Linked DNA regions of Homo sapiens: region 2 is linked to region 1. A link is a loop called in an ENCODE intact Hi-C map of the cell type or tissue named here. Cell type or tissue: PC-9. All regions are shown on one strand. Links, peaks and the distances in the headings refer to the core of each region. The heading gives the core; the rest is flanking DNA. Region 1 overlaps LIMD1 (LIM domain containing 1). Region 2 overlaps LARS2 (leucyl-tRNA synthetase 2, mitochondrial).

Evidence for each region. Hi-C counts contacts between places; a loop is a spot of excess contacts. Peaks named below come from ENCODE experiments on the same cell type or tissue, not always from the same donor. Only the 100,000 strongest peaks of a DNase experiment are listed, where the experiment ranks them.
Region 2: a loop joins it to region 1, with 7 times the contacts of the local background. A loop is called at or near these places in 9 of 110 quality-filtered maps.

What each region holds. Positions count from the first base shown.
Region 1 is chr3:45,652,299-45,663,375 of GRCh38, forward strand. The region is part of intron 2 of LIMD1 (LIM domain containing 1); the gene reads left to right. Among named protein-coding and RNA genes, the nearest start is that of LIMD1-AS1, 31 kb to the right of the region's middle. In PC-9, for the core only: CTCF peaks have their summits at 4,657 (motif pointing left), 4,857 and 7,936 (motif pointing left); DNase peaks (open chromatin) are centred at 4,663, 7,523 and 7,903; H3K27ac peaks cover 2,285 bases.
Region 2 is chr3:45,542,354-45,553,430 of GRCh38, forward strand. It overlaps LARS2 (leucyl-tRNA synthetase 2, mitochondrial), which reads left to right. Exons shown (of 22, transcript NM_015340.4): 22 at 4,998-7,054. The coding sequence ends at 5,177. Among named protein-coding and RNA genes, the nearest start is that of LARS2-AS1, 38 kb to the left of the region's middle. RefSeq lists silencers at 1,628-1,854, 2,647-2,857 and enhancers at 3,244-3,538, 8,870-10,069. In PC-9, for the core only: CTCF peaks have their summits at 4,491 (motif pointing left) and 4,693; no DNase peak of the experiment used is centred there.

The DNA.
Region 1 (11,077 bases), core at 1,106-9,105:
TTCCATGTTGCTACTTAACATTTCCAACATATTGAATATAGAAACAATAGCTTTTAATGTCCTTCTCTGCTAATTCTAATATCTGTGTCTGATCGGGGTTGATTTCCATAGATTGATTATTCTCTTCCCTGTGGGTTGTGCTTTCCTGCCTCTTTGCATGCCTGGGAATATTTGATTGGCTGCCAGACATTGTAAACTTTACCTTTTTGAGTCTTGGATATTTTGTATTCTTTCAATCTTCTGAGCATTGTTCTGGGATGCTGTTAAATTATTTAGGAACAGTGATTCTTTCTAGTCTTGCTTTTATGATTTATTAGATGAATTCAAAGCAGAGCTCAGTCTAGGGCTCTATTATTCCTCATTCTCAGGGCTGGTGGGAATAGGCACTGTTTCCAGCTTTTGTGGGTGCCAGGCACTGTTCTTGCGAATCCTGCAGATGTTTGTCCTCTGACTTTGGTTAGTTTCCTCACAGGCAAGAGCTGATCCATGCTCTGCTGAACACTTAACGGAGACCCTCTGCACATCTCTGGGTTGTCTCTGTGTGCAGTATTCTCATCTCTGATCCAGACGATAATAGCCTGGAATAGGGGAAATGGAAAACTAACTATAAGACAAAGACTTTGGAGTGGCACGTGAGAAGAGAATTGGAGCGTGAGGCAGCAGTGCTCAGAACATGGTCCTTGGCCAGCACCAGCAAAGGCCGAGAAAGAGATGAGAACGTTTAGAGACCTTCCTAAGAGTTTGACAGAGTGGCTTTGTGTCAGTTGAATTGGATAATAACTACAGTTGGGGCTTGGATTTTATGTTTCATTTTTCTATATTATTGTATTTTACAAGATAATAAGTCTGACAGATGGAAATTAAAAACAAAAGCCTCCCATACCTAGCCCTTTGCCACAGATAAACTGAGAAGGAAGGAGTGATGTAGGGGATTTGGATGAGGAGGGAGAGAGGGTGGTGGTTATGATTCTTAGCTCTGGTGGGTGTCATTTGAGGAAACGGAAGGTCAGGTAGGGATGCTGGCAACAGTCACACCAGATGCCTGGTATGAGGTGCACTGGGCTGCGTTCCCTACTGTGATCCCACTTTTATCCTTACCAGGGAACCTGAAGGGTTTGGGTGACAGCCAGGGTCTCATTTCAGGGAAGGGGCAAAGGCAAGGTTGGACCCCAAGCCTGAGTGCTTTTCCACTTTGCCCCTTTCTGCTGTGCTCCTTGGCTTACTGAGGCTTGGCAAGCCTGCAAAATCGAGGCTGGATCTCTCCTTCACTTGAGCCAAACCAAATTGATTTGTTTTTAGCAATATCTTTTAAGAGTTAACCTATTCTGGGGCTGGGTGTTGTGGCCTATGCCTCTAATCCTAGCACTTTGGGAGGCTGAGGTAGCCAGATCACCTGAGGTCAGGAATTCAAGACCAACCTGGCCAACATGGTGAAACCCCATCTCTACTAAAAATACAAAAATTACCTGGGAGTGATGGTGCATGCCTGTAGTCCCAGCTACTCAGGAGGCTGAGCCAGGAGGATGGCTTGAATCCAGAAGGCGGAGGTTGCTGTGAGCCAAGATTGCACCACTGCACTCCAGCCTGAGTGACGGAGCAAGACTGTCTCAAAAAAAAAAAAAAAAAAAGAAAAAGAAAAAAAAAAAAGAACCTATTCTAGAAAAGCTATTTGAAGAAGTAGATTGGTTAGAATTTTGTGCGATGATGCAGATATTCTAAAGCTTCCCTAGTCACAAGTGGCCATCAAGTACTCAAGATATACTTGTTCAAGCCCTGGCGCTAAATTTTTGATGTTATCTTAATTGATTTAAACTTACATAAATAACCACATGTGGCTAGTAGCCACCATGGACAGTACAGGTAGAAGTCACTAACTGGGACAGTACAATCAAAACAATCCAAGTGACTACTGATTTTTACTTTCTTTTCTCGGAAACTCTTCTCATTGTTGGGAAACCCTTGCATTTTTACTTCTCAGGGAGATATTTTGGAACTGAAATTTGTGGTGGAGTCTTACCGCCAAGGACCAGTTATGTTTCCAGAATAGGTTATAGCTTATTTCTATTTTATAGGGAAGGAAGAGTGGTGAGTATTATTGCACGTTTTAGTTTTGTCAGATTAAATGGCTGACCTCTCTTTGTGATGTCCTTAACTCTTGTTTCCTTTGTTAAACTACACCGGCTTTATCAGATGCATTTTTCTCTTTTAAACTGAGGATGGCTTGAAGGCAAATATAAAATACTCATTCACGGCCTGCAGGTGGCTCACACCTGTAATCCCAGCACTGTGGGAGGCTGAGGCAGGTGAATAGCTTGAACCCCGGAGTTTGAGACCAGCCTGGGCAACATGGTGAAACCCCGTCTCTACTAAAAATACACACAAAAAATTAGCCAGTCATGGTGGCATCCACGTGTGTTCCCAGCTACTCAAGGCTGAGGTGGGAGGATTGCTCTAGCCCAGGAGGAGATTGCACCACTGCACTCCAGCCTGGGTGACAGAGTAAGACCCTGTCTCAAAAAAAAAAAAAAAAAAAAAAGAAAAAAGAAAAAATTCATTCACTACATCTACAGGAAGTGTCTTTTTGGAGTGGATTCTCTGTGAGTCTGCACATTTATCAGTCAATTTTTTTTTTTTTTTTTAAGACATAGTCTCACTCTGTCACCCAGGCTGGAGTACAATGGTGCAATCTCAGCTCACTGCAACCTCTGCCACCCGGGTTCAAGTGATTCTCCTGCCTCAGCCTCCTGAGTAGCTGGGATTACAGGCTCACGCCACCAGGCCTGGCTAATTTTTGTATTTTTAGTAGAGATGGGGTTTCACCCTGTTGGCCAAGCTGGTGTCGAACTCCTGACCTCAAGTGATCTGCCTACCTCAGCCTCCCAAAGTGCTGGGATTATAGGCATGAGACACCACACTCGGCCTATCAGTCAATATTTTATAAACGGCTGATGTAAATAAAGAAAATAAAGAGCATTTTGACTACTGTCTTCTAAACTGTAAAAATGGTCTATTGAGTATATATTTAGTGTGACGATCATCAGCTATTTCCTAGTGGAGGGAATTCCTTTACTGGAAGCAGGACGATTCTGAAACTAGAATTATAAAGATGTAACACTGACACTCCCACCCCCAGTTTATGTTTGATGCTGATTATTCAGGGATGGTTTAGGTCTTAGCATTTTTGACCAAGATGAACAGCATCAAATGGAAGTGCCAGTTCAGAGACAAGCCTGAGGCATAGTCTGACTTGGTGGTTCTCAAAGTGTGGTCCCTGGACTAGCACCATCAGCATCACTAGGGAACTTAACTAGAAATGCAGAGTCTCGGGCCCCTTCCCACACTTACTAAGTCAGCAGTCTGTGTTTCAACAAACTCACCTGGTGGTTCTGAAGCATGCTAAGGTTTGAGAACCACCTAAGTTTTTGGTGTTTATCCCTCGGCTATTCCATTTTGTCCTCTGTCCTTATTAGCTCTGCCAAAGCCGCAGCAGCTCCCTAGTGTTACGTCTCTACGTATGAGCCGCCATAACAAGTCAGTGAGGACAGTGAAATTTGCCTCTTCAAGGGAGCAGAAGGAAGTTTAATTGGGAATGCCAGGAAATCCATCTACTTCCCTGGAAGGACTGAACGTTTATACCGCCCCCTCACAAATCCTTATGTTGAATCTCTAATCCCAACATGATGGTATTTGGAGGTGGAGTCTTTGGGAGGTGATTAAGTTATGAGAGTGGATACTTCCTGAATGGGATTAGTGTCCTTATAAGAAGAGCTCAGAGATGTAGTTAGTTCCCTTTCCACCATGTGAGAAAACAGCAGGAAGACAGCCATCTGTAAATCAGGAACTGGATCCTCACCAAGAACCTGACCCTACTAGCACCCTGATGTTGGACTTCCAACCTCCAGAGCTGTGAGAAATAAATGTCTATTGTTTAAGCTACTCACTTTATGGTATTTTGTTCTAACAGCCTAAAATGACTAAGACATTCCCCTTAGTCTGAGAGATATTCCTTTTGGAACAGAAAACAAGAGAGACAGTATAGTGTGGTGGAAAGAGTGTTGACTTTGCACAAGAGAGACCTGGGTTCGAATCTCAACTTTTCTATTTAACTTTTAGCTACATAGGTGAATTTAACCTCTTTAGCTTTTGTTTCTCCATCAGAAAAAAAAAAAAAAGCATCAGTAACTCAACCGTAATATAGTAAGTGAGTTTCCTTTTTCTTTTTCTTTCTTTTTTTTTTTGAGACGGAGTCTCACTCTGTCGCCAGGCTGGAGTGCAGTGGTGCAATCTCGGCTCACTGCAACCTCGGCCTCCCGGGTTCAAGCGATTCTCCTGCCTCAGCTTCCTGAGTAGCTGGGATTACAGGCACGCACCACCACACCCAGCTGGTTTTTGTATTTTTAGTAGGGACGGGGTTTCACCATGTTGGCCAGGATGGTCTTGGTCTCCTGACCTCATGATCCGCCCACCTTGGCCTCCCAAAGTGCTGAGATTACAGGCGTGAGCCACCACGCCCAGCCGACAAGTGAGTTTCAACTGCCCAAACGTCAGGGCACATTATTGCAAGATTAATGAAATGACTCAAGCAGGCCTCCAGGGCTGGCTGGCTTGGGGTAAATTGTGCTGCTTCAACCTGTCCTTGTCCTGGCTGTGGTTTGGCACCACCTAGTGGCGGTTGGGTGCTCTAGCTTAAATGTCAATAAGGAGGATTCTGGATCCTGCTCTTGATTGGAACTTTCAGGACAGTGGCAGTGATTCCAGGAATTTTCAGGTTAGTTGGCGTCTGTTTCATTGGCCAAATCTGGGGTGATTCAGCCTGGAGAATACCTTTTCTGCCTCCCTGCTTCTCAGCACCAGGTTGCTTGCTGTTTCCTACCTGGCCTCAGCCTCCTCTCAGCAACCCCCTTTCTCCAAAGATACAAACTTTAGCCTGTCTCCAAGTGGAAGGTTACCTATCAAGTTACATCTAAATGCCTGTCATCACAAGGAGTTTTTACGGAGCTGTTCATGACACTTAAGTGAGACATGAGGCAAGTAAAAGGCCCAGTACCTAGAAAGTGTTTGAATGAAAATTCCCTTTTCCGGCCAGATATGGTAACTCACACCTGTAATCTCAACGCTTTGGGAGGCCAAGGCGGGAGGATTGCTGAGACCAGGAGTTCGAGGCTGCAGTGAGCTATGATTGTACCACTGCACTCCAGCCTGGGCAACAGAGCAAGACGCTGTCTCAAAAAAAAAAAAAAAAAAAAGGAAAAAGAAAGAAAGGCCTGTCCCATTTCCTGGCAGAAGAGAGAAACTGGATTCTGCATATAGGTGTGCATCCAACAAGCATTAAATACTGCTGCATGGCCTCATGGTGCAGTGGAACAAGCACAGTCTTCACAGTCAGACAAATCTGGGTTCCCATCCTGCCCACTTACTACCTGGGTAAGCCTCAATTTCCTTACTTATGAAATGAAAACGATAATGTGTAATTCATAAGTATCATATTTTTACTCCAGAAAGTTAGGAGTAATCCTTGGGTGTGATTTCAAGTGATTCCCAAAAATAATCAATTCCTGTATCCTTGTACTGCTCCATGACATTGACATGTGATGTGTTTTATTTCTGCCCGACTCTTTACTGAACCCTTTCTACGCTCACTGAAACCTGGAGTAGGTGATGGCTTTGAGTAGGAAATGACTTTGTGAGTTTCTTCCGTAAAAGGCATGTGACAGTACAGGGTCAGAAGGTGGAGTGATGCAGTAACCTGTGTGGCAAAGTTTTCAAGCATTTAAAAATATATGTGAAAGCCCTAAACATAGTACTTAGACCACAGAAGACAATCAGTAGATGTTAGGCTTTTCTCCCACTCAGAATACAAACAAATATATTTTGATACACTATCCAGTTTCTAACCTCAGGTGGTCTTTCAAAACCGAAGTGAAAAATGAAGTGTGAGTTCTTCAGAGCAAACTAAGCCCCACCCTCTTAGGTCAGTGGGGGAGTCTCAGTTTTTTAAAATTTGGAATAAAGGAAAATCAGACGTAGTCCCCCAACCCCCTGTACTGGCCTCCTGTGTCCGGACATGGGAATTCTCAGCTGTGGGAACTGGCAGCAAGAGGACTTATCTAGCCAGCTGGGCAATTTTTTAAATGATCAGAGCAATACCTGCTCATTGGTAAATCTTTGGGAAAGTGTAGGAAAGTATATAGAAGCAACCAACTAGGAAATAAACCATCCCCTCCACCATGCAGATTCTTTTTTTTTTTTTTTTTTTTTTTTTTTTTTTTGAGACTGAGTTTTGCTCATGTTGCTCATTGCAGGCTGGAGTGCAATGGTGTGATCTCAGCTCACCACAATCTCCACTCCTTGGGTTCAAGTGATTCTCCTGCCTCAGCCTCCTGAGTAGCTGGGACTACAGGCATGCACCACCATGCCTGGCTAATTTTGTATTTTTAGTAGAGAGGGGGCTTTTCCATGTTGGTCAGACTGGTCTTGAACTCCCGACTTCAGGCGATCTGCCCGCCTTGGCCTCTCAAAGTGCTAGGATTACAGGCATGAGCCACCGTGCCTGGCCTCACCATGCAGATTCTAAATATGTCCACTCAGAGGCGTTGCCACTCATGGGCAGATTTCCTTTCCAGTCTTTTTTTCTTTGAATTTCTTTATATAGTTGAGATGCACAATTTTTAAATCTTGCTTTTTACTTTTCACATTATAACATAAGGGTTTTCTTTTAAGATTAAAAGTATTTTTTCATATTATACATATTTCTAGAAAAATTTAATATAGAAATATGTGAAGTAAAGTGAAATTTCTCTCTAATACCATCTGTCACTGTACCTAATACTAGAAAGAAAATTTAAAATATTAAAGTATATAAAGTAGAAAGTGATGTTTCACTGTTATACTTCTACCAGTGTTACCCACTGTTTGTTTTTTTCCCTTTTGCATATCAGTGGTATCTGCAAATTACTGAAATGGAATTGTACTATAAATACACTTGTCAAGTTTGCTTTTTTCACTTGTTAATATATTTTCAGTCTGGGTGCAGTAGTTCACACCTGTAATCCTGAGATGGGCTGATCACTTGAGCCCAGGAGTTGTTGACTAGCCTTAGACAACATGGCGAAACACTGTCTCTACAAAAAAATACAAAAATTAGGCAGTTGTGGTGGTGCACACCTGTAGCCCTATCTACTCAGGAGGCCGAGGTGGGAGGATTCCTTGAGCCTGGGAGGCTGAGGCTGCAGATTGCACCACTGCACTCCAGCCTGGGTGACAGAGTCAGGCTCCATCTCAAAAAAACCCCAAACATATATATATGCTATCCCCAAACATATATATATGCTATATATAAGCATTTTCCAATATGACTAAAACACTATTTAAATGACATTTTAAATAGCTATGTAACATTTCATCATTTATATGTACTCTGGTTTATATAACCATTCCTCTAAGGCTGCCAGTTTGGATCTAAGTAAATATTTATTCACTTTTTAAAATTCTTTCCCAAAGCTAAGTCTCAGATAACCTCACTGAGTCAGAGATAAACATTTTAAAGTTTCCCTTCCAGGGAGAGTTTATCATCTTACACTCTCAGCAGTAGCTTATGAAAATATACAGTGACAACAATCACAAACACTTAAAAAATCTTTGTTGATCTCCTGGATGAAAAAGCTTTCGTTTAATTTGTTTCTTAACACTAGAGGGTTCAGTGCTTCTGCATGTTCAATGATCTTCCTCTGTGATTTTTGGAATAGAGGTGATCTTCGCCCTATTACACAAAACGTTGATTTCCAGCTCAGATTCCTTAGAACTTGCTAACCCCATTCCTGGAACCAAAGTGCTGTTTGCTGTGTTCTCCATACATTGGATCAGAAGCCTAAGCTCTGGAAGTCCTGCGCCGTTTCCTGGTGGCCTCCTAGCTCCCTCTAGGGGCCCCATCCGCAACTGCAGCCCCACCTTCTTTCCTCTCTTGAGGAATGAGTTTACCCTGCGGGAATTCCGAGAAGGAAGAGGCGAAAGTGGGGAGCTCCACAAGTAAAGATTTGGACTTTGTGATCAGACAGTGTGTGAATAGTTTTGCTTACTGGTTGAGCAAGCTTCTCTTAGGTGGGCTGTCTTTTTTTTTTTTTTTTTTTTTTTTTCCCGAGACGGAGTCTCTCTCTGTCATAAAGGCTAGAGTGCAATGGCGCGATCTTAGCTTCCTGCAGCCTCCGCCTCCCAGGTTCAAGCGATTCTCCTACCGCGGCCTCCCAAGTAGCTAGGATTATAGGCGCGTGCCACCATGCCAAGCTAATTTTTGTATTTTTAGTGGAGATGAGGTTTCGCCATGTTGGCCAGGCTGGTCTCGAACTCGTGATCTCAAGTGGTCCAACAGCCTCAGCCTCCCAGAGTGCTGGGATCACAGGCGTGAGCCACCGCGCCCGGCCAGGTGGGCTGTTTGTGTTCCTCGTCACCTTGTTCCTGGGGAGGGACAGAGGGCAGCAGATCAGCTGTCACCCAGGTAGGTGTCCGACGTGGGAAAAGTATGGGAAAGATACTCTAGTTAGTTCTCATTTTCTTTTCTAAAACTTCGAGTTCTCTGGAGTCCCTTTATAGAGAGAAAGTTTAAGTAACTGAAATTAATTTCCATGGCTGTCAAGGGGGTTCTGATGATGATCCCTGAGATCACCCAGCTGTAGGTAGACATTCTTGGTACCTTAGTTTAGCAGAGTCAGAAAATACTGCGAACGTTCAAGGATGGGGACCTTCTAGAAGAGAGGGCAACAGTAACTTTGAGGGGAGGACAAGAGAGCAGCTTTGGAGACCTAAAGAGTTGTGGCCTTCTATGTAAGTCCTATTATCCCTTCCATGCACCCCCACCCACATTCCCCTACTCCATTAAACTTTGTTTCAGGTTATAAAAATAATGCATAATTATTGCAGGAAAAAATGGTAATTGAAAATCACCTATTTCTTACACTCAAAGATAATGACTTAAAATTTGGTGTACATCTTATGTGTATGAGTGTACACATAATTTTGTCATCATATATGTGAGTGTGTTCATAACTGTAACCCACATACTTATATACTTCCTTTAAAATATTTTAAGTATTTTTCCCTGTCAATAAATATTTTTTTGAAAACACAATCTTTTTATGGCTGCATAATATTCCAACATGTATATGGGTTATCATTTAATAGGAATTGGACATTTGATGCTCATTTTTAGCAAGCTATTATAAATCTGAGATGACGATTTCTGGAACTAGGATAAATTCCTGAAATAGAATTTTTGGGGAGAAAATATCTGAACTTTGTAAATTCTACTGACATTTAATACAAATTTCTCTCCTAAGAGCTTGTTTTAGCTTCTGCTATCCCTTGCAGAGTGTGAACAAGTATCTGTTTGTCTGTGTCATTACTAACACTGGGGTTATCATTCTTTTTAAGCTTTGCTAGTCTGATAGGTAAAGCATAGGGTTTTTTGTTGTTGTTTGTTTTTGGAGAGACAGAGTCTCACTCTATTGCCCAGGCTGGCGTGCACAGACGTGATCTCAGCTCACTGCAGTCTCAACCTCTAGGCACAAGTGATCCTCCTAGCTCAGCCTCCTAAGTAGCTGGGACTACAGGCGTGCCCCACTACACCTAGCTAACTTTTTTATTATTTGTAGAGATGGGATCTTGCTGTGTTGCCTAGGCTGGTCTTGAGCTCCTGGGTTCAAGTGATCCTCCCACCTTGGCCTCCCAAAGTGTTGGAATTACAGGTGTGAGCCACTGTGCCTGGCAGCAATATTTTTTAAATCATGAGGAAAGCTAAAGATTTTATTTTATAGTTATTGATCATTCATACTTATTTTGTGGTTTGTCTGCCTATTCTTTACCCATTTTTTATATAGGACTGTTACTTGAGTTATTTTCATATTAGAGTTACATCCTTTTCTGTCATACAGTATAGATGTTTGCTCTAGTTTGTTATTGCCTTTTCGTTTACGGTGTTTCACCTAAGTGTGTGTGTGTGTGTGTGTGTGTGCGCGTGTAAAACCTACTGGAAGGTACTATGGGAAATAATCCTTATTTACCTGTCACCCAGAATGCACAGACATTTTTACATTATAGTTTTGGTTTGATATTTTTTATAAAGGAAATTAAATATATAAAAATTGTGTGTGTATTTTAAAACCTACTGGAAAGTACTATAGGAAATAATCCTTATTTACCTATCACCCAGAATGCACAGACATTTTTACATTGTAGCTTTGATTCTGTATTTTTATAAAGGAAATAAAATATTATATAAAAATTGGAATCATCTTGATTCCTTTTCCCATCCTCTCCCTTCCTTCCCTAGGGCAGCTGCCATTATGAATTGAAATTTTCCTACTGTTACCATATATACTATTGTCAATAAAAAACATACAGTACTAGTTTACAGTACTAGTTTGTGGCCGGGCATGGTGGCTCACACCTGTAATCCCAGCACTTTGGGAGGCCGAGGTGGGTGGATCACCTGAGGTCAGGAGTTCGAGACCAGCCTGGCCACCATCTCTACTAAAAATACAAAAATTAGCCGGGTATGGTGGTGAGTGCCTGTAATCCCAGTTGCTTGGGAGGCTGAGGCAGGAGAATCACTTGAACCTGGGAGGCAGAGGCTGCAGTGAACCAAGATCGTGCCACTGCACTCCAGCCTGGGCGACACAGCGAGACTCCGTCTCAAAAAAAAAAAACAAAACAGTACTAGTTTGTGTATGTGTGTGTGCGCACTCTCAAACTTACACATATACGATCATTGGTATATCTTCAGGCATTTTGCCTTATTTGCACTGGTGTTCAGTTCAATTAATAATGATATGCATAGATCTAGCCCTTTCATTTTGACTGCTGTCTGGTATTACATCCAGTAAATACAGCTCCAGTTTCTTCGTCTATTTATCAATTCTCATATCTAGTGAACACTGAAGACGCTTCTAGTTTTTCCATAACAACGTTGCCGTGAACATCCATACATGTCTGTCCTCATGCATGTTTGGGTAATCTTCTCAAGGGGCAACCTTAGAAGTGTGTTGTGGATTATGTGTATTTTCAGATCTATTGGCCCTTGACAAAT
Region 2 (11,077 bases), core at 498-8,497, 110 kb before region 1:
AGTAATACCTGTAAAACATATTTCAGAAAGGCTCCATAATTTTTACTTGAAAATTAGGTGATTTTAAATACATAAGAGGAGTTTATCGTTTAAACCCTTTCTAAGAGCAAGTAACCCCCTTATAGTTTATCCTATATGTGATTTTTCTACATTTGTTTAATTTGTTAAATGAGACACATTTATGGTGAATATCTCTTAAATATGCTGATGTGTCTGAAGAAAAAAAGAGGACAGGGAGTAGACTTGGAACCACATGTCTCCCCGGAACCACACATGGGGCCAGGTAATTCACATTCAAAATTGTCATTTCACTCTTATCACCCTATAACGTGGGCGTTGCCATTCTCATTTTTTCAGTTGAGGAGACTCAGCCTCAGTGAAGTTGGTCCACCTTGCCCAGGTTTATTCACAAATGCTTAGCAAGTCTGACTCTACATCAGGCATAGTGCTCTGGGGATACAAAATCAAGATAGGACAGACAGGTTCCCTGCCCTCATGGAGCTTAAAGCATAGTGGAAGAGATAGGGAAGAATAAAAAGGAAAGAGTAAGATAAATAAAATGGCTGCAAATTGTGAAAAGTGCCCTGAACAAACCCACCTAGGGGCTGAGGGAGGGCATAACCCCACAGAGGTTGGCCAGCCAGGCCCTGGCCCCTCTGCACCTGTGCAGACCCAAGGCCCAGCAGGAAGCTGGAGGTTTGGAAAGACAATATTTTGCCCAGGAGACCGGGCTCCTTCACAGCCCCTTTGTCTCTGCACCAACTCCCCTGGCACTGTGTTCTCTGCCACCCCACCCCAAGGGAAGAGGATGTGAGGGTGCCCTGGCAGGCTTCTTCCAAAAATCTTCAAAACCAAAACCAACCATCCTTGTGGCATGGAGGAAATTTCTTTTCTTTCTTTATTGTTATTATTATTAAAACCATCCTTGTGGCATGGAGGAAATTTCTTTTTTTATGATTATTATTATTATTTAATAGAGACAAGGCCTCACTCTGTTGCCTGGGCTGGTCTCAAGCTCCTGGGCTCAAGCAGTCCTCTTGCCTCAGCCTCCCAAATTGCTGGGATTACAGACATGAGCCACCACACCCAACCCAGAATTTTTTTTTTTTATTTTTTTATTTTTTTTTTTGGTGAGACAGAGTCTCTCTCACTCTGTTGTCCAGGCTGGAGTGCAGTGGCACAATCTTGGCTCACTACAACCTCCACTTACAGCAATTCTCCTGCCTCAGCCTCCCAAGTAGCTGAGATTACAGGCATGTGCTACCATGCCCAGCTAATTTTTGTATTTTTAGTAGAGATGGAGTTTCACCATGTTGGCCAGGCTGGTTTCAAACTCCTGACCTCAAGTGATCTGCCCACCTCAGCCTCCCAAAGTGCTGGGATTACAGGCAGGAGCCACCGCACCCAGCCCCAGCCCAGAAATTTATTTAATTTGAGTAATGTTTATGAGAAATAAATAGCTCATGCATCCCTGAGAACTTGTCCTCAGCCCGGTTGAGAAATGCTAACTTAAGAAAAAGAGAGGGCTTTAGTCTATGAAAATATCTATCTTAAATTACCACTGCAGAAAAGAAATTGAGTTTTGATCGTTGGTAAAAATAATTTTAGATAATCATTGAAATGCAAACCTAAAATGAAAAGCATGTGTAAGACTCCCTGCAGGTACACCCAGCTTGAGAACCCAGGCTGGGTCAGCACCGTGCCAGCAGCAAGGACTTCTGTGAAGGCCTGGGTTCTCGCTCCATGTGATCTCACTTTGTGTCCTGGCCAGAAACAGGCTGCAAGCGCAGTTCGATGTCATTCAGTTCAATTGTGCCCATGTTCTTTGTGCCTGTGACATGCTGGGCTCTGCCCACACCAGGGATACAGAGACAAGAGCTACCGCCTTGTCACCTTGGAACAAAGGTCTGGGGGCACATGAGCTGTCACACACAGTTTATGTAAGGGCTCGGAAGTCAGGCCATCCTGGGTATAAGTCTCAGTTTTACAACATATTTAACACCTCTAAGCCTCAGTTTCCTGAGTTATAAAATGGAGGCACACACAGTGCCTGCCTTATCCGGCTATTGAGAGAATTAGGTAGGATAATGCCAGGAAGTGCTTAGCCTGCTTCTGGATGCACTAATGACAAAATCCTCTTAATACAGAGTGAGCGCCGACCCAGGGCCACGCTCTGCCCTAGAACTTCCCAGGTGTGAGCTTATTTACTAAGCACAGTGGCCCTGTGAGGCAGGCTTGTTGTTATCCCCATTCACAGACAGGCAGATGTGTGACTAACCCTATCTTACAGGCAAGGAAATGGTGGCAGGATGGAGCTAAATAACTCACTGAAGGTCACACAGCTAGTCCAGAATCTACTCTGAATGGTGACTGCTGCTAGCATCAGCGTTGCCACTTCTGGCAGTTGGAGAATCAGAAAATACGTTATGAGGAAAAGGACAGGCAGCTTTGGCTTTGAAAGAGGAGCAGCCTCTCCCCAGTGGAGAGAAGGGTGTCGCAATACCAGGAACAAACATAGGGGGGCAGGCCCACAGAGACCCGGGCTGAGCCAGGGAGGTACTGGAGCAGAGGGCATAGGGCAGTGCTGGAGACAAAGCTAAAGGTAGGGAGTGTCCCCTCCTCAGAGGCCAGACACCCCTCAGAGGACAGGGGGCTACCAGGGTGTGTGAGCAGGAGAGAGAGGGGCTGTGTCAGGTCATCCCGTCTCTTCCACTGCCTGGGGTGGAGCCTAGGTGGACAAGTGACTTCACTTCATGTGCCTCAGCTTCCCTATCTGTAAAATGGGATGGGATATTCATGCATCGACTCACAGGTTCATACAAGTGAATTGCATAGTTCAATGCTTGGCACAGAGTGAGAGCTCAGCAAATGGAAGCTTGTACTGTTATTAGCCATCGCAAGGCTACCCTCATGATGGGGACAGGTGATGGATTCGAGTGGGAGGAACACCTGTGGCCTGGGCCCTGTCCGGCAGGTGTCAGAAAAGTCCAGGAGAGTCATGCTTAGGCCTTCTCCAAAGATGGAGGTGCAAGAGCCCCACAGCATAGCAGCCTCTTTTTGAAGTGATGTCAATGTGCTTCTTCCTCTTTGGGCCCTTGAAGCTCAGGCTCAGTGTTGAGTCCCAACCTGACTTCTCTGCCCATCTCATTGGCGCTTTATGCCAGAGACAGGGGGAGCATGATTGGCACCTACTCACCCTGAAGGGACTGCCTTGGTAAGGCAACTCAGGGGAGGCCTGGGGAGCCAGAACCGTGTGAGGGTGCCCGAGGCAGCAAGGGAAAGACTCAGAGCACGATGGCCACATTCAGAGATCACATGCCCTGCCCCCAAAGCCCCAGCTGTGGACAAGAATGACTCAGGTCCCTTGGACAGGCTGTCACCAGTGATGACTTAGGACCAGCCTGCCCGGCTCCAGCAAAGCACAGGAAGCTCGAAGGTTTAGAAATGGGTCATTGTTGTGCTGAGGCCATGCGTCAAAGAGGACATCCCACAGCCAGCTCCTATCCTGGCCAGCACTCTTGACAAAGGCAGAGGGAGTGCAGCTTAGTGAGCTGGTCCCTTTACACAGGTTATTCACTCCAGAATCTGGAGAATTCTGTCCTTAAGGAAAAAAAAAAAAAAAACTAAGCTCAAGATCCCACAGCTTGTAAGACCAGGCCTAAGAGTCAAACCTGAATCTCCCCACATGAGAGCACCATGCTCCCCCTCACCCAGCACCCCCTCTGTAGGTGGTGGCCCAGAGGAGATGTTGCCCTGGGCTGCTCTTCCATAGGAGGAAAGACATGATTCACTAATAACTGCATGTCCTGAGAATTCCCTGTTGGGGACCCCAGGACTTCACTAGGGGCATGGCTCTTGGGTGACAGTTGGGAGGTCTCTTCCAGGGTCTCAGTCCAGCCAAGCATGTGGCCTTGCAAGAAGGCAGCTTCTAATGGCTCAGAAACACCAGGGCAGGGGGGCCACAGTCCTTCACACCACACACTTAGTTCCCCAGCTTCAGAACGCTTTAAAACGCTGCAGCATGGAGCCTCACGCTTTCAAAACAGTATTTCATAATATGCCAGGACTTTGTGTTTTATTCGTCCTCTCCCTGTGACCTAGGCTAATGCAGACAATAAAAATGCCACCAAGTTCTGCAAAACTGAAAAAATGAAGTGGGTGATTAGGGGACATTTGATAATGTGCTTTGGTTGAAACTTGAGAAATTATTCCTAGTAACTTTTCCTAAGACTGTGACTATATTTTCCAAGTGAAAAATAAGAGCTAGTGAAAGTAATGTGTGTGTAGATTTCGGAGCAATGGGATTGAGGATTTGGAAGCATGACTTCAGAAACTGAGCCACGTGGTCACCTTCCCTCATTGAATCAATATTCGGTGAATACCCACCTGTGTCTGGAACTGTACTGACCCATGTTAAGCGAGAAAGAGTGATTAATGTGACAAGATGTGGCTCCAATTTCTAAGTCCTCACACTAGAGCGCCCCCTTCTGGAGCCAGTCAGCAGAGAGAGAAGTTTGACTGTGTCCCCCTTGAAACCGTCAACTGTTTGGTCCACTTGAGACCTAGGTAAAATCTGAGGGGACAGCTCACTCTAACCTGGATCTGAACTTAAACTTGAGCCCCGATGACAGAATAATCCCTTTCTGCCTGGAAATGGCCCAAGCCATCTCATGCTGAGGCTTTTTGACATAATCTCTACCACAGCTGTGTATGGGAGCAGTGCTCAGAAAATGCAAGGCGGTCCTCACTCCACGTACGGGCACTCACATGCAGTCTCAGTGTCGGTCTCTTTCTGCAGGTCTAGGCATTAATCCTATTCAGCTGGTTGCATTTTACCCTTATGGGAAGCAGAGTGCTGACTTCCTCCTTTCTCCACCTCTATTCCTTTCCCCTAAACAAATGCAGCCATGCCCTTTACAGGCAGGAGGTTTGGTATTGGGCCGCCTGCCACTCTGAGGATGTTCCTCATTGTTTATCTTGGCTTTTCTCCTTCTCAGATCAACAATAAAGCTTGTGGCAAAATTCCTGTGCCCCAACAAGTTGCCCGGGACCAGGACAAAGTCCACGAATTTGTTCTTCAAAGCGAGCTGGGTGTCAGGCTTTTGCAAGGACGAAGCATCAAGAAGTCCTTCCTTTCCCCGAGAACTGCCCTCATCAACTTCCTGGTGCAAGATTGACAGCCAGGAGGCTGCAGCTACCACGAGGGCCTCTGAGGAACCTCCTTCCAGGCCTGGGATGAGGGGGCGATGTCTGCTGGCCCAGGGGAAGGGAAAAGACAAATGTCTTGACTGTTGACCTCGGTCCTGTGGCAGACTGCAGTCAACAGTGTGCCTCTGTAGTGTGGCCTGGTGCTGGGGTGAAGGTGAGCTGGGCAAAGGAGAAATATGAGCTACTGAGGAGGGGGTTGGACATCCTGCCCCTCACCCCCCACCCACACTGCAGGTAGAGGAGGCCATCTGATCCCATGGGAAGCCATCAGAGACACTGCTGGTGGGAGCAGGAAGGAGCAGTGCCCCTCGAGCAGCCAGGAAGCCTGCGGATCTGGGAAATGGCTCTGCCTTAGGCACTTCTCGGGAATTTGAGGCCAGCCTGAGGAACTGCAGGACTCAGGTGCAATGTGCCAGCCACTTGGAACTGCTAACTGAGCCTCCAGATGGTAGTGAATGGTCTCTTTGCCTTCAGGCTGGATGAGGAAGTCATTTAGGAAATGTTCAAATAACCAATATGTGGAAATGGACACAGGGATCTTCTGAAGTTGCTTTGAATCAAAAGGCAGGCAGTGCTGGTTCCTCTGCCTGTGTCCCCACCACTCCCCAGCTCTGTCATGCAGGCCTGTCCTCCCCAACCCCAGCTGGATGTGCCTCCCAGGCCTGCTGTGGTTCTGACACACAGGATCCCAGGCAAGGCACCACTTCCTCACATGAATGAGGAGCAGCAAGTCATAACCACTCCCTTGGGTATACAATTTGCTGTGTAGTGAAGTGGAACCAGGCTCAGGCTGCTGGTCCCAACCTCAGAGCCCCACCGCAGCCCAGTAGGGATGCAGCACGCCCCAGAGGGCTCATGTGGGCCCCAGATGGCAATGCCACCATTGTTGATGTGACTCCAGAGCCAGTTATTAGGAAGAGCAAGCTCACCACAGAGGAGTGGAACTGAGGCCCCCCAGATGTTGCCTCCGGTGTCCAAGCCACAGCGGTCTGGCTGTTGGGAAGATGGCCAGGAATGGACTCATACCATTGGCACATTAGGCTAATCCTGGTTTTATGTGAAGTCAGCAATTAAGTGTTCCCACTAGAACTGACCTAAGCCACTGATTAATATTTAATGAGGGAAGGTAGGGGAGAATCTAGCCATTTTATAATGCCAGAAATCTATATATGTTATCTGATGCCATTTTTCTGAAGTAGCCTCACATGTGGTCCCCCTGCAGTTCAGCAGTTAACAGATGACTTTTTTAGTGTAATAAAATGTTTATCATCTATGACTTCAGGACATATGTGTGATCCTGGAATACACCATATTCCAATTTCAGAGTTAATTACAAACAGATTGAGGTATTCCATCATCATCGGAAGCATTGGCTGTGTGTCTGACTCCACATGGAATGCTATAAAGTGGGATACATGTGGTTCTTCTTGTTCCAGAACTTACAGTCCATGGTAGACAACACTGATACAGGCAAACTAGCAACAGCAATTAAGTCACTGGTTCTCAGACTTAATACTCTGCCTGGTCCTCATGCCCAGATATTCCAATTTAATTGGTCCATGGTGTGGCTTGAACACCAGGAATCTTTAAAACTCCACAAGTGATTCTAATGGGCAGCAAAGTTTGAGAATCACTGGACACATTGATGCACTTGAGCCATCATTTCTATCTAGTTCTTCCTCTTCCTAATCTTCAGGTTAGCGGGGATAAGTTTGGTCCAGGACCAAGAGTTGGACCAAAAGGGAAGACAGGGGCCAGAAGTCTAGAGTGCTAGAGCCGACTTGAATGTACTCAGTCTCATTGCACATGGCAGTGAATATGGATTAAATATAAGCCCATGAAAATATTTGGTACAAGGAAGGAGTGAGTGATTTTGATTATCTTGTTATTTCCTAGTAAGCTAAGTGGTCTTGAACAAGATGAGGGAAGGGAGCCCTTTATTTGCATGTGATCTGACCAGAGCAATGGGCCAGTAAAGCCTCAAGGCTGCTAGACTGACCAGCTGGCTGACACCAGCATGGCTCTGAAGAAATTGCTCCAAGAGGATAAAGCTTTTGCAAACAAGAGCTCATCAGTACATACTAAGAGACAGTATGGGTAATGGAACAACTGGACAGAAAACTCTGACCCCTGGGAGTGAGGTGGTGGGGAATAATCTCAGCCATTTATTGACTGTCTTGTTGAGGTCAGAAACTGGACTCAGCAGGTTCACAATAATTATCTTATTTAATTCCCACAAAAACTCTAGAGGGAAGGAATTATTCTCTCATAAAAGAAGAAACCCAGGCTCTGAGGTTCAATAATTGTCTCAGTTTTCACAGCTAATAAGTAGGAGAACTGGGATCCAAGCCCACATCTTCTGTCCTCCACGTTTGCCTCCCCGCCATGTCTACCAGTCCCCTCACCTAATTGTCCATGTTACTTGGTGTACACAGTCAGGTGAGATGGCTCCCAAAACCACTGGCATTTTGAGCAGAGTGTGGCTGGGGTTTCCCTCCTGGAAAGCCTGTAAACCTGGGAAATCACAGAGGTGGTGTCCTCTCTGCAGGGGCAGTGGTGGGTGAGAGGCCAAGAGCATGTGGTTAGTTCCAGAGAGCTGGGAAAGGTCATCCAGCAAGTGGAAGACGTAGACTCGTGGGCGGGTATCAGGGTTATTTCTATTGGGGCAATAAGAGAACAGAGTTTGTGCCCAGGGAAAGTGGTGCTCCATGGCAAATGCTACCACAATAGGAGCCAGCTGTCTGCCTAAGAAAATTGATCTCTAAGACCCTAAAACAATTAGTAAGCTGGGAAACAGCACAGGCATATTTCATCCCAGCCTAAATGCACACCTTCAGGGGATTGGCTAAGAAAAGCAGGGTACATCCAGTCAATGGAAGGCGAGGCAGCCAGCAACAGATGGTTTTTCAAAAACATGTAGCTTGGAAATTTTCTCATGAATGAAGGAAGATACATGCACAATGCAATCCTGACCATTTTTTTTCAACGCTTACAAAGAAAATTGAGAGCAGGAAATTTGCTTGCATATCATAGGCTGAGACTCCTACAAGTCATTTTTTTCCTTCTGTCTACTTTTTTGCATTTTCTCATTTTTATTGGCCATGAAGTATTTCAGTAATACTTCATGAGGCAAAACATCAAAATGTACAATTTTGTGAAGCTCTAAATGAGCTAAAAACCTGTTTCCCTTGATTTTTCTTTTCTTCTCCCAGGCAGGATATCTAGCTGCCTGTGAGGATGTATCCTAGCTAGGAAAACATGCTCCTTTCCTTGTATGAAGTGGAATCCAAAGAAACAAAAAGCAGCCCCCATGAAGTTCCTGCTCACGGAGTTGCTCAGTCTGGGCAGGTGTGGGGAGCTCCCTTTCTTGTATCTCAGTCTTAGGCTCTTGCAACCTTGCAACAGAAGAACGGAAGGCAACGTTCCCCTAATGGAACTCTCCTGCTCACTTGCTGTCAGATTCAAGGTTGTGGATAAGACCGAAAAAGGAGGCATTATCACCTCCTTTTGCAGATAACGAAACTTGAGACCATGACAGTAAGTGATGATGTATCTTGACCCCCAATCTGTGCTCATTCCACTTAGAGCACCCCCTCCCCGTACTACCATCAGGCAAAGTGTAGTGCAGGAGGTAAACTTTCTTTCTTTCTTTTTTTTTTTTTTTTTCTTTGAGACAGCGTCTCACTTCATCACCCAGGCTGGAGTGCAGCGGTGCAGTCTAAGCTCACTGCAACCTCTGCCTCTGGGGTTCAAGTGATTCTCGTGCCTTAGCCACCTGAGTAGTTGGGATTACAGGCATGGACCACCACACCCAGCTAATTTAGGAGGTAAACTTTCTTAACTGGCGGGCCCAGCTGGACTGTATAAGTCAAGGAAAGGCAGAGGGGTAGATAAAAAGGAGAGTTTTCCCTCGTCTTTCTTCCTGTGAGAAGAGCAAGCAGAAAACAGCTGTTTCGTGGGCTGGGTCCCTGCCTGACACTCAGAGCGTGGGTGGCTAAAGGCTCTCATCCAAGCTGATGAGCTTGGAGAAAGGAATCTAGGGTGACCAACAACGAGCAAGTAGGGAAATCCCCCGAGGGCGGGTGGGTGGTTGGTGATGGTGCTGGTAGGGAGGGGAGAGCCTGGAGCAGCCAGGGAAAGGCCAGTCCTGTAGGCAGAGGCCTCAGATCCAAGGGTGGGCCCAATGACCTCACTCCAGGCCTCCAGTGCCCTCCCTCAGCCTGTCCACATGAGGGGCTGGAGGCAGCTGTGCAGAGATAATGAGGCCCTGGAGGGGAGGTGGTGACCAGGACTGCTGGAACCCAATGCCCCATGACTCATCTCCCTGTGCCTTAAGCCCTGAACTTGAATTTCAGTTCTTATTCAGCCTCTGGAAGAGCACACCTAAGACAGACACCCTGTATACAGGGGCCATGGGCTGCAATCTCCCGACATTACAACAATAATATCTATCATTTCTGAGGACTAATTATGGGCCAGGCCCTGTTCTAAGTGCTTTGCCACATAAGGAGCCTTGCCCAAGACCACACACAAGAAGGTGGCAGAGCCGTGATCCCACTCTGCTCCACCTCGCTGGTTCCCAAAGACCTTTATGCAAACCAGCCCTTGAACCTCCTGAATTTTCCCAGATGGTCCTTATTTATAGCTTTCTCTCCAGTTGTTCCCCAAATGCCCTAGAGCCTGCCAAAACCACACTTCCTCATGTGTATCTGTGAACGTTGGCTCGCTGTGGGCACACACCTGGTTGAATGCATCCCTGAAGTTCTGAGGCACCCAATTCAGCATGTGGGGTCGGCTCTCTCTCAGCCTGGGACTGACGGCTCCCAGGGAGCCATCACCCCTGGCAGACAGAGCCTCCTTTGGACACCATCCCTGGGACCTAGAAGCCAGGAAGCCATCCTTGCTCAACTCCACCTACTGTGAGGAAAATCCCATGGCAGAGGGGAGAGGGGAGACCTGTTCTAGACCTCCCCGATGATAAGCACTCCTTGGCATCTCAGCAGCCCCATCTGTGTCTTCCGCAGATCATCTTTTCCACAAACAATAGAAGAGCCCCATCTGGGATTAATTGAGGAGGGTTCAGCCCTGGTCCCATCCAAGGGAGGCCTCACCTACCACATCTGCTGCTGCATACTCATGGCTGCCTTCAGAACTCAGAGGAGAACTAGATCTTAGGGGAGGGGTTCCCCTTCCTCAGGCACTGTCGCGGGGGTGTAGAAAGGAATAATGTGTCCTTTACACTGTGAGATCCATAGAGGAAGCAGGCACCCAAAGATTGATGCCATTCATTGGGTCTGGTTTGTCAATCATCAAGGCCAGACTGGGCCAGAGGGGCTTTGTCAGGTGGACTCAGAGAGAGACTCACTTGTCAGTGCACAAGAGGGCAGCCACTGCACAGACATAGGCTGAGAGCTGCGAAGAGGGAACCTAAAGCAAGTGTCGCCAGATATCCCCATTATTAGTTATCAGCTAACTCTTAGTTTTCAGTTAACATCATAGTTTCCAGGAAATATTTTAGTTTTCTATTAATATTTTAATTAACTACTAGCATCAGAGTCATCAGCAAATATCTAAGTCATCAGTAAACATCTTAGGTGTCAGTTTCCTCTGAGTGAATGTAGTAGACCTCTTAGTCATCATTTACTTCATTATTACCAGTTATGCACTAATAATTAGTGGTCTGCTAATATCTCGTCTACCAATCATCTTCAGCAATAAACATGCTTTAATTATCAGCTGATAATTAATGTAGCCATAACAAATAAACCCCCAAATGTCAGTGGTCTGACCCAGCAAACTTTATTTCTCTTTCCCATGAGTCTAATCCTCTAGAGAAGGGAACAGGGGAGGAGGTTCTGTTCCGTTCAGT